Regions from separate parts of the Mus musculus genome. Here region 1 is linked to region 2. The links are chromatin loops, found by intact Hi-C in ENCODE. Cell type or tissue: left cerebral cortex. All regions are shown on one strand. Each heading gives the region's core, and the rest is flanking DNA. Links, peaks and the distances in the headings are about the cores only.

Evidence for each region. A loop is a pair of places that touch in the nucleus more often than their neighbours do. Peaks named below come from ENCODE experiments on the same cell type or tissue, not always from the same donor. Only the 100,000 strongest peaks of a DNase experiment are listed, where the experiment ranks them.
Region 1: it touches region 2 in a loop (5-fold over the local background); 4 of 42 quality-filtered maps call a loop at or near these places.

The regions. Positions count from the first base shown.
Region 1 is chr3:79,974,127-79,980,419 of GRCm38, reverse strand. No RefSeq gene overlaps it. Among named protein-coding and RNA genes, the nearest start is that of Gm36569, 90 kb to the right of the region's middle. In left cerebral cortex, for the core only: no CTCF peak of the experiment used is centred there; a DNase peak (open chromatin) is centred at 3,421; H3K27ac peaks cover 899 bases.
Region 2 is chr3:80,028,560-80,034,852 of GRCm38, reverse strand. No RefSeq gene overlaps it. Among named protein-coding and RNA genes, the nearest start is that of Gm36569, 140 kb to the right of the region's middle. In left cerebral cortex, for the core only: no CTCF peak of the experiment used is centred there; a DNase peak (open chromatin) is centred at 3,293.

The sequences.
Region 1 (6,293 bases), core at 2,326-4,825, 54 kb after region 2:
GTGCTGGGATTCTCCTAATGAATTCAAGTGCTGACAAGGCTCGAATATTTGACTTCTGCACCCATGACACTAAAAGTGGCTGCACAGATGGGTATGAGCAAAGTCCCAACAGCTCCGAGAATCCCACAAAAGCTGTCGTCTTCAGTGAACACAATTTTCACCATTCAAACATGAAGTTCCGTTTTCCATGCAAGTCTGGTTACTAGAAACAAAAGGTAAATATTTCCTCCCCATGTGCTGCAGGAGGAAGCTATATATGGAGAAAAATAAAATATTTCCAGTGTGGAAAGAACACAATAGAGATCTGACCTTCACACACATAAAAACAATGTATGTTGGGAGATTCCCAGTGGGAAGGGGAAGGTAGAAGTTAGTATTGAGCTGTGCTGACCACCACATATTATATTCTCAGATATCACTCAGCTCTTACCAGGAAAAGTAACAAAGAAAATTCAGTATATAGACATCTTGCTTTACTAGAGCATGCCTTCAGTATATCACTGCCTTTAGGAAGTCTGAGTTTTTGAGTAATTTCTTACCACTGTGCAAAATATAAAACCAAGACCAGGATGTTTCAGCTTGTCCTCCAGGTTTAACCAGGAAGACATCTATAAGCATCTGACCATATGGTCCCTCAAGGGAGAAGGACTTGCATGCAAACAGGAAAGGTGAAACAGTCACTCAGGCCACTACTCAGTCTGTAGAGTATTTTCTCCTCATTGTTCTCTGTTATTACATTATTCCTTAACCTCTCCACTGTTCATCTTCCCCTCAAAACCATCCCTTCTATGTATCCTAGCTCAGACAATTTCAGGGATGTCTTCCAAGGCTGTAAAATTCACTAGCATCAAGTTCATGGTTCTAACCTTGTCTGCACCTGCCCTCTCTGGCCCTATAGCTTCTGTATCTCACTCGCTCATACTTAATATCATCATCACTGTCTTTCTATGTTGGGGGTCACTACTTTTTACTGCTGCCAAAACTACATAGGTAATAGGAGTCTTTGGACAGTCACCTCTCTATCCCATCTCTTTTGTATGTGACTGAAATATATTTGTCTTGTTTGCTGAATAAAAGGAATTCTATCAACAGGGAGACACCACTTCCCTATCTCTCACTCCCAAATTCTTTACCTTCTACAGTTCCAGTTTGATCCAAGGCAGCCTTTCAAGATCTCTTACTGGGAAATTGTCATAACTAATCACTTTGTCACTCCAAGTCTCCATGCCTGCCTTCAATTTAGTGTGGTGCTCACAGGGCTGCCAGAGCCAATATCCTAACTCGTCTGTGATGCTCATTCTTCTGTCTGAAGGTCCTTGATTTCTTTTGGCCAACAACATCGTGGAAACTTAGAGTCGGTTTATGTAGGGAAGTTTCAAAAAGTAGGGAGAAAAACAAGAGAAGTATAGAAATATCTCAAAATTTACTGAAGCATGTTTGCTTCTTGTTTGGTATCATGTGCTAATTGTTTTATGGACTAAATCTACAAAGAAATTGGGAAATACTATTGTGTGTATGTGTGCATTATTTCCAAGAACAAAGAAAGGATAGGATAGATCACAAGCTAGTATAATGAGTTATGCATTAGGAGTCAGTGTAGATTTGATCATCTAATTAGCTCTCTAGATTTGTTCCCAACTACACTGTGATTATATAAAATTCTTTTCTTGAGAAATGTACACTATATTATACATAGGTCAAAAAGCATGACCTTTACATCCTACTTTCAAATTATTTAGCTAAAAATAACTCTGTGTGTGGAGGAGTGTGGAGAGAGGGGGAGGGAGGGAGGGAGGGGGCGAGAGAGACAGAGAGAGAGAGAGAGAGAGAGAGAGAGAGAGAGAGAGAGAGAGAATAAAGTAAAACCAATTTGTCATGAAGTTAGAAATTATCACTTGAGGGTAAAGAGTCATTTTCTTTTTCCTGGCAGAACATCCATCACTTCCCCATGCTCTGGCCAAGCCAGAAGCCTTTATCCTCATTTTTACTCATTCCTAATCTCTACTTCCGGTCACTGACAGCCTTGAAAGCCTAAAGATTTGCTGATAATTCTGTCCTGAGGAAGATTGACAGTGTTTGAGTTAAGTCCTCCATTGTCTACCATAGGTTTGCAATGCTGGGAAGCAAATGATTTTTCACATTTCCTGAAGATCTTGAGTTGTTACTGTGATGATTCACTGTGTGGGCCGTCATGTATATTTTTCTGAAATGGACATTTTAAATGTCTTCAGCTGGGGAACGGTTGAGTAATCACGAGGTTACATCTCTAAGGTCCTTGCTCCCACCAAAATTCTTCCTCCACATAGTATTTCCTTGACTTTCATAATGTAGAAGAAATTCAATTAACTGACCCCACATCCCACTATCACTTGGGAGAAGAAAACACTATTTGGTCCTGACAGAAAGGAAGTAAAGCCCGCTCTCAAGCTTGCTCTTTTCCGCCTGACTTTAATTTCCTAGCTGAGCCTAGAATTGCAAGACGCTTAGTATACCAAGAATTCTAAAAATACTAACTCCATGCCTGAGATGGCTCACATTCTTCCAAGTAGAGGGGAATTGTTGAAATAATTGACATGTTGCCAGATGAATGCCTTCAGGTTTCCTCATTTCTTGGGCCTGCTCTTGCCCCAGCCACTCAGGGCTCCTGGCTTTCTTGGTTAGCATGTGGCTGAGGTCGTCAGGTCAACGCTACCCTCTCTCCAGAGGCCACCAGTGCTTGTGTGCGTATTAAGTGTCTGTATATATATTGGAATTTATTTTCGATTCTTTTTCTGCCCCAAGGAGACTTCACAATGGGCTAAACATAATGCAGGTAGAACTGCTGTTAGTTGTTTAGTGACTGGCATGGGTCTGGGTGGGATTTGACTGTTTAGACAAAAGAGGGTCCTAAATCTCACCCCCAAGAGAATCAAGGAAGGAAGGAAGTGGTTTCTATGATGGCATCAGTTGCTTTCAGAGACACCAAGGCCCGGTGACATATCAAAAGCAAGGAGTTTTCTTAGAGAAAAAAAATTAAATTTGCATTATACTTAATTCACTTGATACACACTTTAAGTGTATAGTCTGTACAGTGATCCACAAGTCAGACCTCTGCTCTCAAGAAAGCCTGGTTGTATGTAAAATTAGCCCCTAAGCATAATTTATTAAAAACTAAAAGATATCAATTTGGTCATATACAAAATTTTTCATGTGACATTTTCTAATTGAAAGAGGTAAATGTATAAAACTAGCATTAAAGTATATTGAAAATTCTTCCTAAGCCATGTTCTGAGTATTTCCAGATATCATATAATCTGTCTTAACACTGTCCAAGGCTTCTATGCTCAAAATTGCACATGTTGTTGCACAGACTGTATTCTGACTATCGGCTGTGGCATTCATCCAACCTCCAGTTTTTAGGATTCAGATGGACAGTGGGTGTTGACAACATTGTTCCTCTTCCCACGCAGGCATTCAAGGGAAATGTCCACAGTGGAACAGGAAAACGTCAATGCCATTAAAAGGGGCTTGTTCTAAACAATATTGTCACTGTGCAAATGCCAAGGTCTACTCAGAACTGGAAAACTTTTCATGGCTTCAAGCCTTGTAAGTTTCCACCAATAAGCAGCCCTTACTGTCTAAAATTCTCTATGTAAATCTCCCCAAGAAATTCTCTCTTAGAAGGAAAGGGTGGTGTTATTTTAAAAGCACCACTTAATAAACCCATGTTTTACTACAGTTGGTACGGATGGTTTCCTGTTTACGCTTGTTACATCTATACATATGTGGATGTATACAAACACATACAGAGAAGCTTATTAGAGCACTGAGGGTTATTTTTTTGCCCATGGTAATGATATCGCTCCAGGATTTCAGAAGGTTGGAATTTTTTTCCAGAACAGCAAATGGTATTTAGAATAATGAAATGTGGCCTTTTCTTCTTCTTCTTTTTTTTTTTTTGTATTTTATTATTTTACCCAACAACTGCAAGTAACAGTTAAACCACACTGCTGTTGTACCTTAAACAATAACTCAGTGATAAAGGTATTTAATCCACTAAAAAACAATCAGTGGGAAAGCTGGCTAAGGTAGCACGGGCACAGGCAAGTTGTGAGCTGACAAACTCAGTTATCCGGGTCCATGGCTTTGTGGGGGCCCAACCTCAAAATATGTCATTCATGAACTGCTAGAGTGTGTGAAAGGGGCAAGTCCTGCAGAACAAAAGCTGCAGGGCAACTATGGCACAGGGCAACAGTAGGATCTCCTTTAGGAGCCCTGGTGAGGATCCAGTATTGATACTATAGCAGAAGGATATACCTATCGCATGACATCTCAGCTTCCAATGCTACTGTCACTAATGAATGTGTGATGGAAAGGTGGAGAAACCTGGCGGACTGAATGGATGCACACACATCAGAACTGGAGACCTGAGTGGGAAAGAAGGCTGTGGGTGAAAGAGGAGTGGACTGTTGCCTTGCCCAGAGGGGTCAATGGAAGGTTTTTGTTTGTTTTATTATTTTATTGGTTCGGGGAGGAGGAGGTTACAAGATTGGGAGGTAGATATGGAAGGATTGGGAAATGAGTGGGATTGCAGTGCATGATATGAAATTCCCAAAGAGTCAATAAAAAGAATATGTTTTAAAAATTATAAAATTGCAAATTTTACAAGTAAATAGATGGAATAAACTGAATAAATAGAAACTGGCCCTGCAAGAATAAACACTAGAATTGATTTTTCCTTTAATCTTTAAAAAAAAAAAAAACCCTAAAGGTACAAAAGAAAAAAATAGAGAGCTATCAGAGACGACACGAGGCAGTTCGCCTCCTTCCCTGACTTGAGAATGTGCAGTAACTCCTCTCGCTGTTGTTACAAATTACACAAACTTGGAGGCTTAAAAGAACAGGGTTTTGGTGTCTGTAGTTAAATAGGTCAGAAGTCTCAGAGGGAGAAAATGAAAGGACAGCAGAAACGCATTCCTTTCTGGAAATTTAAAAAATGAATCCATTTCCCTGCTGTTCCAGCTTCCAAAAGCCACTCACATTCCTTGGCCTATGATCCTTTTATCCTTTTACCCCATCTTCCTCCCAGCCTCCTCTCTCTCTCTCTCTCTCTCTCTCTCTCTCTCTCTCTCTCTCTCTCTCTCTCTCTCCCCAGTTTCCTCACCACAGCAGGGAACAATGTTCTGCTTCACACTCCTGTGTCATTAGATTCTATTCATGAGGCAAGTTATGTCCAAGTTCTAACTCCATGTCGGAGCCTCATATCCCAGGTCCCTTTTGTCACATGAGGTGACTTATTCAGAGGATGCCAGATATACATATAAATATCTTCAGGAAGGCATTGTTCTGCTCATGCACAATGGACTTCTTGGGGCTTAAATATTATTGTTCTATTCACTTCTAAACAAGAATGACTTTCACAGAAACCCTTTTTAAAGCATTCAGTCATGTGCAAGGTTGTAAGGAAAGAAATTTGCCAGCTTTCCTGTGATGCACAGTCGGAAAAGTATGCAGATGAAGAGACTGCTTTCTCTGCATGGCTCACTGTGAACACTTATCCATTCTTACTGAACATGCTGTGTGTTTTCCAACATGTCTACAGGGGTCACCATGCACTTTTCAGCATTACTACCAAGAGTATTCGCTTGCTATTTTCATATTGGCTGTTACTGGTTTGCAAGCAATTTTCAGAAGTAAGTATACTAGTAACATGAATATCACTGGTTAGGACTACATTAAACATTTCATTTAATACTTTGATCTTTAACTTTTATACCAACCTGTTAAGATCACAGAGCTTCCAGATTGTGTGTAAAATATTATTCTGGATTTTTTTTGTAAGGATTTGTGATAGTATTGTCCTAGTATGGAGTAGGGTTTGTTGTTGTTGTTTTGTTTGTTTGTTTAATTGAGAATACTTTTTTTCATACAATATGACTCTGATCACAGTTTCTGGGCAGATTCTTATCCATTGAAGATTGCTCTTCTTAATATCACTGGAGCCCATTCAGTAGAAACCTGAAAAGAATGGCTGTGTCTACCCCAAATGGGATCAAATTCTATAGCAGACAGACATGTCCTGGTTATACAGCAAACCACCTATAGACTCCAACTGGTTCTAGAGTCTGTGGTGTGGCTGCCCCAGGCTGCAGCCAGCCTGCTCTAGCTGCAATTTTGATATACCCCACTTCCATAAATGTATAAGCCCATTCCTTTTGAAATATTAATTTTGTGTGAATAAAAAAGCACATAAAGACATAATATTTTACTAATGTAAAACAATTTAAATATAAGTATGAAGGCATGAATGCAGG
Region 2 (6,293 bases), core at 2,261-4,760:
GTAAGAGATTCTCAGGACTCAAAGGAAGGGATCTTAGATGAAATGCCCAACAGTACGGAGAGGGAACTTATAGAGCCTGTCTCCAGCAGGAAGACAGAACTCTAAGTGAGAGATGGGGTTGCAATCCCACATTCACATCTCTGGCCCATAATTGTTCCTGTATGAAAGAGTATAGGGATGGAAATAGAGAGGAGCCTGAAGAAAAACAGGTCCAGCGACAGGCCCAAAGTAGAATCCAGCTTAATGGAAAGTCCCAAGACATGACACTATTACTGAGTCTATGGAGAGCTCACAAAAAAGGACCTACCATGACTGCCCTCTTGAAAGACCCAACAAGCAGCTGAAAGGGTCAGATGCAGATATTTGCATCCAACCAATGGATAGAAGCAGCTGACCCCTGCTGTTGAATTTAATGACTCTTAACAACATCCTGCTATACTCATAGATCAGTGTCTTGCTCAACCATCGTCAGAGAAACTCCTTCCTGCAGAAATGCGAACAGATACTGAGACCCACGACTGCATCAAAGAATGAGAGACCTCCGAATCCTCATTGGTAAGTGGGACATCTTCATAAAATCCATCCCTCAGGACTCAGGGAGCTTTGCAGAAGAGACAGATTGTAAAAGCCAGTGGGGATGGAAGATGCCAAGGAAACAAGGTTTTCTGGACACAAGATTTAAACACGTGTGAACTCATTTATACTGCTTCAGCATACACAGGGTCTGCATAACTCCAAGTCAGATAGGGTCCCAGCACTGAGAGATGGACACAAGCCCCCATCCCTAACCCAGAGGTATCTCCAGTTGACAACTGTTCACAAAGGAAAAATTAATTTTCTTCAATGGAGTCTCAGTGGGTAAACAAATCATACTTCAGAGCAGACACCGGGCCTAGCAGCAGACTGCCAATACAAATAAAGTCAGTGGTATTTTGGAGGTTTTTGTCTCATAATGCTTTGTCTGGACTCATTTGTTTTATTTATTTATTTTTTTTACCCTTACAGGACTTTTACTTACATCTTACGGTTTCTGATTTTGTGAGATTTCTGTTTGTTTAGTTGCATGTGGCTTTGTGTCTGTATGTTCCTTCTGTTTTTTTCTTTGGCTCCTTTTTTTTTCCTGTTTGTTTTGTAGTATCCTGGTTTGTTTGTTTGTTTGTTTGTTTTTACTTTGTTGTTTTGTTTTGTTTTGAATTGCCTGCTTTTCAATGAGGAAGAAAGAGAAAGACTGTGAATTTGTGTGAATGGAGAGGTTGGGAGGACCTGGAAAGAGTTCGCGGGTGGGTGTGATCTCAGTATATTTTGTGGAAAAAAATCCATTTTAAATAAAGGTCAAAATTATATATAAAAAATTTTTTAAAAACATGGATACATTCCCTACTCCCACTAATTTTAGTTTTAGAAGCTATAGACATTTATAGATGCAGTGTCCTGGGATGGTATTTCAGAGGTGATGGGAATCCTGTTCATCAAGGACATTTGGATGTGTATAAGCATGTAGACGAAGAGGAAGAGATGAGCTATGAATTTAGATGATGATTCGCCATCTGTATGCTATGCTTAAAAAAGCACAGCCAAAGCCAGAGGAGGGATGTTAAGGCAACAGAAAACACCAGCGCATACTTGAGTGCCAGGAGAGTTCTGGTGACCAGATGGTGGTGTAAATGACTTCTTGCTGTGAGCTGTGCCTGTCCCTATCACCCTTAATACAAACTTCAGAAAACCATACACATGAAAATGTTAGTGTACTACCTTAATGTCCTCTCATGTTTAACTTTAAAAATAACAAGATCTTGCACTGCCCTGCTGGAGGAAAGTCTTTGGATGAATGTCTCCTTCAGAGCGTATTTTTCATTTGCCATCCAATCATTTTTTGTTTGAAACCTCACAACTAAGCAGCTGCACTCTCACCTTCATATTTTCATACACACACACACACACACACACACACACACACACACACACACATACACACACACACACTGGCATAGTCTGTACCCATCTTATGCATGCATCACGTAATCTCCTTGGTGTTAACCCATCATTACTTAGAAAAGCAGGTAGTCCTGTAGTGAGATTTTATCTCAGTGTATGCCTTTTATTCCTGATCTCCTTGACTCTGTTTAGACCTGTAACATTGCAGATAATGCACATTTGGGTAGCTTCCCCTCATTAAGTTGAGAACCAGGATCAGTTTCTTCTATAGAGCTATTACTCAAACTGGACAAAAAGGAGTTTCTGCTTGTCTTCCTTGCCCTACCACAGAGCTGAGAACTCTACCAAATCATTATGTCATCTTTTTCCCACATCTGTGGTAGATATTATCACCCTTTGACAGATGCAATACTTGATGAAAAATAAAGCAGTTGCAACTTGCCTAACAGCACAGTTAACATCTTTAGCAAAGCTGAGGTCAGAATAAATCCTTGCAAATCCAATGTACATGCATACATTTATAAATGTATACAAAATTACATATATATGTATATAAAGAGAGGGAGAGAACTATTTAACTCTATAGAGATAGTCATGAGGTAAAGATTTAAAACAATCCACAACACTGAAACCTGTTTTGACAATGCATGGGAAGTTGAAAGTTTGAACAGTATTATATCACTCTACAATAGGCACTCCCATTGGCAGCTGTATGTATTATTCTCTCGTTACCATAACCAATATCTGACAAGAAGAAACTTGATGTAAGAGAGTTTTATGTTGGACTGCAGTTTCAGGGAATATAGACTACCATAGCAGGGAGGAGCATGGAGTGAAGGAAGCGAAGCAGGGATGCAGGCATTGGTTGTTTAGCGTTGGCAGTCAGGAGGCAGAGTGGTAACGGGAAGCTGAGCTCAACTATAAACTTGAACTAAGGTCCACCTCTAGAAATCTGTTTCCTCCAATAAGCCCACTTTATTGGGCTTCTGTGAGCATGGCACCCCAGTTATCTTCCAAGTATTTCAAGTGATTTGAGGTGTGCTAAAATCTTTACTTCCTGGAGTGTGGGGAAGGTAGGGTTCTGATCAATTCCCAAAGGCTCTCTACGGGTTTTTCTATTGTCTTCTCTTTAATGGCACTAGTCTATTTTAAAAGATTATCCCCTTTGTCCACAGTTTCTCTTCTGGACAAACTGTTTTTTAGCTGCCTTGAGATTCTATCCACCATATAAGCTAGTCCATTACCTTTAAACCTAACCTTCCTCCATGGGTTTGGGCAAAATGTGGCCAAGTTCTCTGCCAATGTAAGGGCCTCTGATGGCTTATTCCCGGGGAAAGCTTGTCTTTGGACTCCTGGAAGTATTCTGGATTTCTGAGCTCCCACAAGAACCACCCACTACTCTGTGCCAACAGCATTCCAGGTCTTCTCTAGCCCACATACTCAAACATTTCCAAACCCCTACGCTTCACTGTCCAAGGTTTTTAAAACAACATCAGGGAACAATACAGTAATTATCTTCCCTCTAATAATCAATTTTTTGTTTAGCCAGACTTTTCATCACCAAGCCTAAACAGCTCACAAAACAACTTCAAAGGAGGAGAGATGGATTTGGCTCACGCTAGTGGAGGCTTCAGCTCACAATCAACAGCATTGTTTCCGGACAGGGGTAATGCAGTGCAGAATGATGCGCAAGGACCGAGAGAGAAGATGCTGGTACGAGCTGACTTGGTCACTTTTCCTTGTATTTTATCTGAACTTCCCACATTTAGGAAGCAAGGCTATATTCAAGGGGTCTTACTTAAGGAACATCCAGAAGCTCTCTTATAGATTTACCCTGGGGTGTTACCTTTACTATACCCTGAGATGCTCCTCAATATGACCAAGGTTAACAGTTATTACTCAGTATTTTAGAAAATGTCGGTCCTTCTCATAATACTCCTTCATTTAAAAAGGGAAAAATGAAACAAATGTTGTATTTCCAAGTTGTATCATCTATATAGGAAATTCAGCCTTCTTTCTGGGAAGCTATTTATTAGGTCAGATTAGAGAGATGGTTCAGCTGATGCTCCTGAATAGAATTTCTGCATAACTCAGCAGTTATATCTTGAACTACACCCCCTCCTGCATTCTCTCCCTTCAGCTTCCTGTGCTCTTAGCTGAATGGAATTTGAGGGTTTTGTTGTTTGTTTGTTTGTTTTGTTTTGTTTTTTAGCACTACCCTTAAAGATGCTAGTGGTTGGGAATAATGGAAGCTTTCAAAACAGCTGCTTCTTATTTCAAGTGTTTCTTTTCTTGCTATTATTTTGCTTTTTAACTCCCAACCACACACAGAAATCTTCCTTACTGGCACAATTGGAGATTTAAACTATTTGACTTCCTTAATGATGTGTTCCGTAGATAACGTCATCAGAGACTCATTTAGAAACAAGACAATGTATTCAGAGGTTCTCTTGTGGTGAGCAGCATTTCCATCTGTCTTTAGATGAGTAATTCCCCTGTCAAAGATCCGGTCTCCCACATAATTATATACTGAGAATTATTATTTATTTTCTCCAACAATACATTGGAATCATATCAAATAAATCATGTGCTGTGGCATTAAACACGGCTGAAATAACTGAACGTGGGGCTTTGGGTGGCATGCTCTGTGAATCAAAAGTACCTATGACTTAAAAGTTTACCCATCACTTACTCAGGAGCCTGACAGGGGTTTCTGAGTTCGAGGCCAGCCTGGTCTACAGAGTGAGTTCCAGGACAGCCAGGACTGCACAGAGAAACCCTGTTTTGAAAAACAAACCAAAAAATTACAAATTATTACCCTAACATTACAAAGGGTAGATACGCACCTGCTTCCACACAGATGTGTTTTCTCTTTAATATAAAGTGCCATTGATTTGGAGAGACTCCCAATACCCACTCTAGTACTACCGCTGGCAATCTAGGTTTCTCCTGCTGTGGAACTTTCAAAACCAAGCCTGCTAATGCAGGAAATGTCCCTACTCTGGATCACATGGCACGAAAGAATAAGATGAGGGAAAATGTACAACGCCTCTGAAAGTGAGATGGGGACCTGATTTGAAAATGAGTTTTAGACACTATTTTCAGAATGACAAACATTTATGTTGTGTTCGTGAATGCAATACGTAGCAAAAATTGATTTATAACAGCTATACCCTTGTCATAATTATGCACATATATCTTGCAAGTAGTCATATAAAAAACAAAATTTTTCTTTCAGTAGTATTAATTATGAGGAGTTTTTCTTCTTTGCTTTTCTATATTTTTAAGTCTTCTTTGCTTTTCTATATTTCCAAGTCTTCTACAATAAATACAAAAAAAACTGTTAAAATGAATGCAAACCAAAATGTTTTAAACATAAGCATAATAAAAAATACTTTTCCCCTCCACAAATATTTTTAAAATGTTTTCACCATTTCTATCTCTCCCTAACCTCTAGTATAATTTCAGATAAGAAACACTGAAAGTTTATTATATTAAAGTGACTTGACCTAGCCTCGTGTGGGTGCCTCCTGCTTATAATCCCAACACTCTGGAGGCTGCGAACACAGAAGAGTTACTATGAGTGTGAGGCCAGCATGGGCTACAAAGTAAAGAGTAGGCAGCCTGAGACACACTGAAGATTCTGTCTTGAAAAATATATATATTTTTTTTATTAAATGTTTTATCTTATAATTTAAACGTTACTTAAAACTACAATACTAGCTAATGATACAGTTCAAAATAGAGTCATAACATGAATAAAGAGATAGTTCAGAGAATCGTGATCTTGAGATGGCTAACCTTGGCAAAATATTTAAGCTTACTGTTTTGTATTGCTCATATGTTTACATATGAATGAATAGAACCTACTGCACAGATTGTTTATGATTAGTGAGTTATTACATTCAAACATTCAGGACCACAACCCAATGTGTGTGTTTATACATTAATGACTGAGTTGACTTTGTCCATATTGTGAATCTCTTCTTTTCCATGTTTCTCTGGTTTGGTGCAGACAAAGGACTTGTGTTCATTCCCTACAGTCTCAGCTTCTGTACCTGGGGCCTGGTTGAGACTCATGGACGGAAGTGGAGGCCATTGTACTAGTAAACCAAGCTGGCCAGCAAGACAAACACCACCCACTTGTAGGTACGGAATCTATAAGAGTTGATATCACAGAAGTTGAGGGTGGAATGGAGGCTACCAGAGACCTATGAGGTGGACATTGATGAATGGGCACTAATTTACAGTTAGACAGTAGGAAGAATTTGTGCCAGACATTTTTTTTTAGTTGGGTGCCTATAAACATAAATAATGCACTAACATTTCAGAGGGCTATGAGAAGGAATTCTGAAAAC